Regions from separate parts of the Homo sapiens genome. Here region 2 is linked to region 1. A link is a contact called in ENCODE Hi-C or POLR2A ChIA-PET data. All regions are on one chromosome and are shown on one strand. The core of a region is the stretch at or near the end of the contact, and the rest is flanking DNA. Distances in the headings are between cores, read along the strand shown.

The links. A loop is a pair of places that touch in the nucleus more often than their neighbours do. ChIA-PET counts read pairs that join two places held with the same protein, here RNA polymerase II (POLR2A). Pooled maps may share reads with other maps.
Region 2: a loop to region 1 is called in a pooled map, with 2.8 times the contacts of the local background. The contact joins two enhancer-like sites. A Hi-C loop is called at or near these places in 2 of 50 pooled maps. POLR2A ChIA-PET finds 5 or more read pairs at or near these places in 2 of 52 experiments (activated B cell and activated T-cell).

The regions. Positions count from the first base shown.
Region 1 is chr14:100,212,759-100,215,458 of GRCh38, forward strand. The region is part of intron 1 of YY1-DT (YY1 divergent transcript); the gene reads right to left. Among named protein-coding and RNA genes, the nearest start is that of YY1-DT, 25 kb to the right of the region's middle. RefSeq lists enhancers at 985-1,485, 2,163-2,212 and a silencer at 1,223-1,942. Within about 2 kb of position 1,338, at least 36 of the 41 ENCODE cell types and tissues checked have a DNase peak (open chromatin) inside an H3K27ac peak, as active enhancers do.
Region 2 is chr14:100,340,074-100,342,773 of GRCh38, forward strand. It overlaps WARS1 (tryptophanyl-tRNA synthetase 1), which reads right to left. Exons shown (of 11, transcript NM_004184.4): 9 at 2,325-2,498. Among named protein-coding and RNA genes, the nearest start is that of SLC25A47, 18 kb to the left of the region's middle. Within about 2 kb of position 1,403, at least 20 of the 41 ENCODE cell types and tissues checked have a DNase peak (open chromatin) inside an H3K27ac peak, as active enhancers do.

The DNA of each region.
Region 1 (2,700 bases), core at 88-2,587:
TCCATCCATCCAATAAACATGCGTTGAGCACCAGTATTGAAATGGGCCCTAGGGATGGAGCAGCCCCAGCCCAGGCCTTGCCTAGCTCAGCCCAGCAGGAGGCCAGGCCTGAACACAAACCCCTGAGATCAACACACAGGCTCTGTGTGGAGCTGGGAAGATACTAGACAGCAAGAGAAGAGAGGAAACCCCATGCTGGGGGTGGCATGGGGTAGGGTATTTTCAAGGAGACAGGAGGTTGGGGTGGCAGAGGGGGCAGGGGGATGGGAAGGCCCAGCAGAGGGAACAGCATGTGCAAAGGCCCAGAGTATGAAAACTGGCTCTGTGCTTCTCTTTAGGCAAACACCGGGGTCAGGGAGGCTCTTCCTCTCTGCCCCTCCCACTGAGCTCTTCACACCCCGTCACATGGGTGGGGGTTCTTAACCTGGGATCCACAGAGAGAGGGGAGGGGAAGGGAGGTCAGAGGATAGAAGCCAGGGGGCTTCTGAATTTGGGTTGAAGGAATGTATGCGATCTCATTTTCACCCACCTCTGATATTAAAATTCCCACAGTAGTAGGTGTTAGCTGTCCCTGTGACTTTGTCACCAAGAGAAACCCAGATATATTCATATCACATTTCAGCTGTTGCAGAAATCTCTAAATATCATTTATACTCACTGGTATTTCAAAATCATGGTGAATATTAGACTTGCAACTTTAGTCTTGTTATTTAATGTGTGAGTAAAATACATTATTACATGTGTGTTAAGAATTTTATTAACTGTTACTGTATTTCTTTTCTCTCTTTCCTTCTGCAAGTCTCACTCTGTCGCCTAGGCTGGAGTGAAGTGGCACCCATCTCGGCTCACTGCAGCCTTGACTTCCCAGGCTTAAGGGATCCTCCTGCCTCAGCTCCCGAGTAGCTGGGCCCTCAGATGTGCTCCACCACGCCCGGCTAATTAAAAAAAAAAGTTTTTGTAGAGACGGTCTCACTATGTTGGCCAGGCTGGTCTCCAACTCCTAGGCTCAAGCGATCCTCCCGCCTCGGCCTCCCAAATTGTTGGGAAAACCGGCGTGAGCCCCGCGACCAGCCAACTATTTACCATAGTAGCCTTCCTTCCTAATCTTGTTATTTTATTCATCTAAAAATATTTTGAGAGGGGCTTTGTAGGCTTCCCCAGGCTGCGTCAGGGTCGGGATCTAGAGCGAGGACCAGGCTGGGGCGAGGGCGCCGTGTTCTCAACTGCAGGGCCTGAAGCGGGGCGGGAGGGTAAGGGCGCACACTACCCAGGCAGGGACAGGGACCCCGCAGAGCCTGCCAAGGGGCAGCCACGCGGCCCACGGAGCCGGAGATGAGGGAGGAGCCTGGCCCGCGCCCGGCCCCCGCTCGGGTCGGTGTAGCCCAGCCCCAGCCTCCCAACTGCTGAGGATGAGAGCAGGGCCGCGGCCTTCGCCCGGCGCAGCGCCTGCGTTCCCGCCGCCCTTCCCAGTGCCGCGAGGAAGCTGCGGCAGGAAGAAGGGCGGAGGTGCCCCGGGCGCCTGAGACGCCCGGCAATGGCCCCGCTACTCTCGCCGCGCACACGCAAAGCCGCTTCCCAGGCAGTTGCGGCGTTCGGGGCCCGCTTCCTCTCGGGCCGGGCCTTCGCCGGCCGCCTGCCCGTACAGGTGTCCCCCGGCTCCGTGACTGCGACTCTCCCAGCGGAGAGGGTCTCCCAGGAAGCAGGGGCGAGGAGCCCTCGAAGGTCTCGGGCGGCAGCGGCTCTCGGCGCAGAGGGCGGAGGGTACGACCGCGACACAGGCGGGGCGGCAGCTAGCTCGCGAGGTGCACCCGGCACAGGCCCCGCCCCGCGCTTCCGGCTCTCAGGGCCCTCGTGCCCCGCCCCGCCCTCCTCCCCGGGGCCCCTCGTCCCCCGCGCCCGCCTAGCCCCGCCCCGGCTGTGCTGGATCCTCGACGCCCATCGCCAGGGGTGGAATCCCAGCCCCGCCTAACACAGGTGGAAAGAGGCGCAGAGAGGCCTAGTGACGAGCTGGGATCACAGGGAGTTGATGGCAGCGCCGGGAGAGCCCAGGCTCCGAACTCCCGGGCTGGGTTCTGCCCCTACAGCCCGAAAAGAAAGCAAGGGAGCCGGTGAGGGTGACACCCAGATAGGGGCGAGATGCACATTTCGTGTTCCCAAGGTGGTGTCTGTAGTAAGATAAGTGAAACTCGAGGCCCAAACGAGGACAGAGCTCAACACACATTCTATTTTTTCAAGAAGGCAGGGAGGCTCCGAGTCAACCTGCTGAGTCAAAATCCAGACCCCAAGCATTCCTAAGCCGGGCCAGCTTCAGCCTCAGTGCCCCACGCCTCGGTTTCCTTATCCGTAAATTAGCGTAGTGTGTAGCTTGTACTTACTCAGGTAGATAATTATACGCCTTTTTAAAGCGGAGAAGAGAAGAAATGCTCTCATCCATTAGCAGTGGGATTCTGGGTGATTAAAACTCGTTTTTCAGTGCTCACCTGTCGAGTGAAAGCTGTCTTATTTCCACTCACTGGAGAGCTCTGGAGACTGGAAGCTGTGAGTCTTGGTTACTGATGTATTCCAGCTCCATATGGTGCCTGGTGCTTCGTATGTTTTGTTGACCGAATAAGCAAGTAACTGGAAGCATATACCCATCCTCTCGGATCACTCACTTGGGTAGGGAGTGATTATAATTCTACCCCAGAGCGGTCTTGATCA
Region 2 (2,700 bases), core at 153-2,652, 130 kb after region 1:
AAATCAGGCCCAGAGTGTCAGGAACCTGCCATATGTGACAGGGATTGGCAGGACCAGGCTGGCTCCTGGGACACCAGGCTTCTGGGTGGAGCTCGAGAACTGAGGGGCTCAGTTCTGCCTCCTTGACGTGATCAGTCCTCAGTGATGCAGGAACCAGCCTACCAGGCCTGACTTACAGGAAAACAGATGGAGGGCTGACTTGGGGGTGGGTATGGAGCACTGCTGCCAGCAACTAAGATGATGGAAGTGGGTGACCAGTGTGACTCTGTGTGACAGGAAATGATGCCGAATGGACACAGCCAGCTAGGGTGGTAGTTGGAATAAAGTTAGATAACACAGGCTTACTGTGTGCAGGTGGCAGGTACTCACTCAGCAAAGCCACCTGAGTCGTCAGCACTGTGCTACTATTTTGATTTTTTTAATTTGAGAGATGGGGCCTCACTGTGCCACCCCAGCTGGGGTGCAGTGGCTATTCACAGGCACAATAGTAGCTCACTGCAGCCTTGAATCCCTGGGCTCAAGCCATCCTCCTGAGTAGCTGGGACTACAGGCACGTGCCACTGCCCTGCCTGAACCTGTTATTTTTAGGAGGCTGGAGCAGATGTGCCCTCTCTTTTCTAGTGTGGAGATTCTGATTTTGGAGCTGAAGTCGGGCACGGGGATTTAGAGTGAGGGCCTGGGCGGGCCCTGTTCTGCCCCACAAGAAGCCTGCAGGCCCAGTGACCGTCTGTAGGCCTCTGTTTTTCCTGACCTCATGCTAACTGCTCACCTCGAGGGCTCTACTGGTCCCTAAGTGAATGATAAATGTCCCAGATCCATAAACAAGTTTTTCTTTTTTCTTTTCTTTTTTTTTTTTTTTGAGCTGGAGTCTCACTCTGTTGCCCAGGCTGGAGAACAGTGGTGCGATCTCGGCTCACTGCAACCCCTGTCTTCCAGGGTCAAACAATTCTCCTGCCTCAGCCTCCCGAGTAGCTGGGATTATAGGTGCCTGCCACCAAGCCTGGTTAATTTTTGTATTTTTAGTAGAGACAGGAGTTTCACCATGTTGGCCACGCTGGTCTCGAACTCCTGACCTCAGGTGATCCACCTGCCTCGGCCTCTCAAAGTGCTGGAATTATAGGTGTGAGCTATCGCACCTGGCCATAAACAACTTTTTCCAAACAACTTCTCAGAAGCAAAATAAAACAGTGGACTTTTCCAATGGCGCTTCCCTCCCCACTCTGCACCCTGTGCTCCGGAAGTTTTGGCCAGAAGTGAAAGGGAAAGAAAAGTCTTCAATTATACCAGCTTCCAACTGAGTGGGGAGAGTTGGTGGAGGGCATGTCTTAGGAAGTTTTGATATGAAAGGCTTCCCCATTGTCAACCAGAACCTGCTTGGGACTTTCCAGAACGGTCAGGGGCAGTGACTCAGAGGGCATGTGACATGCCTCAAATACAGTTCCCAGCATTCCCACTGCAATCTTCTAGCCTGCAAACACACACTTGATTCCAAAGAAAATGTCAACTGCTTTGTGTAACAGTGAGGCAATTATATATACACTGGCTGTTGAGGAACCAGGCAACAGAACTGGGGCCATGCAAAATAAGGAAGCTCAAACTAACTTCTCCTTTTAGTTTCTCTAGTGATTTGTCAAATGTTTGCTGAATGCCTGCTGCATGCATCCCTCCTGGGGCCAGCAGGACTGTCCCGTGGATGGACGTTTCTCCGTTCTATGTCTCTCAGTGAGAACGCTCTCTGGGAGAAGACCAGCTCATAACCCCTGCTTGGTAATGGCTGCTCAGGGCCAGGAGAGCAGTGCTGCTGATTCCTGGTGGTGGAAACTTGGTCAAGTGGCTGGGCTTCTCTAAGCCTCATCATCTCATCTTTAAAGGGAATAGCACCACCACCTCCCAGTGAGAATGAAACATGAGAAAACATAAATAAGGCACCGGGTCCAGCCGCTGGAACACAGCTGATGATGAGAAATATACACAAATCTTTTCCATTATTTAATAACATCCACACTAATTATAACTTTAAGGAAATTGCCATGACTTTGCCTGCAGAACAGTGCTGATAAGAAAAGCAGAAAAGGAAAAAAAGAAAAAAAATTCAAAATTTTACCTAAATGAAAGGACACAAAACAAATTCACCTGATTCATGTGGGAAGGACAGGCTGCCTTGAGTTCTGCAGGGAGCAAAGTTGGCAATCCTGGAGTTCAGCATTGCTACGGTGGCTGGGTGGCTGAGGCCCAAAGCACTGCGCAGTGGTGTGTGTGTGCGTGTGCCCCCCAGGGCATGTTTCTGATCCCGCTGGCTGCCCTCTGCCTGGGCCACTGCTCACCTTGGTTTTGATCTGCTTGGCCGTGTCGGTGAGGAAGATGGAGGAGTTGGGGTCGCTGGCACTCATTTTGGTCTGGGCGCCCTGCAGGGCTGGGAAGAAGGTGGAGTGCAGCAGGGCTGGTTTAGGATAGCCGATCCTGGGGGCGACGTCCCTTGTCATTCTAAAGTAAGGATCCTGTGGGGAGAGTAAGGACCCTGATGAGGGCGGCCAGAAAACATGCCAGCTTTCAGCCATGAGCAGTCCCTGTGAGCATCTTCCCAGAAGGCTCTCATGCTTCCAACCAAAGAAATTCACTCCCTCCTCCCCTTCATCTTTTCCTTTTTTTTTTTTAAATTTTACTTCCAGTTCTGGGATACATGTACAGAACACGCAGGTT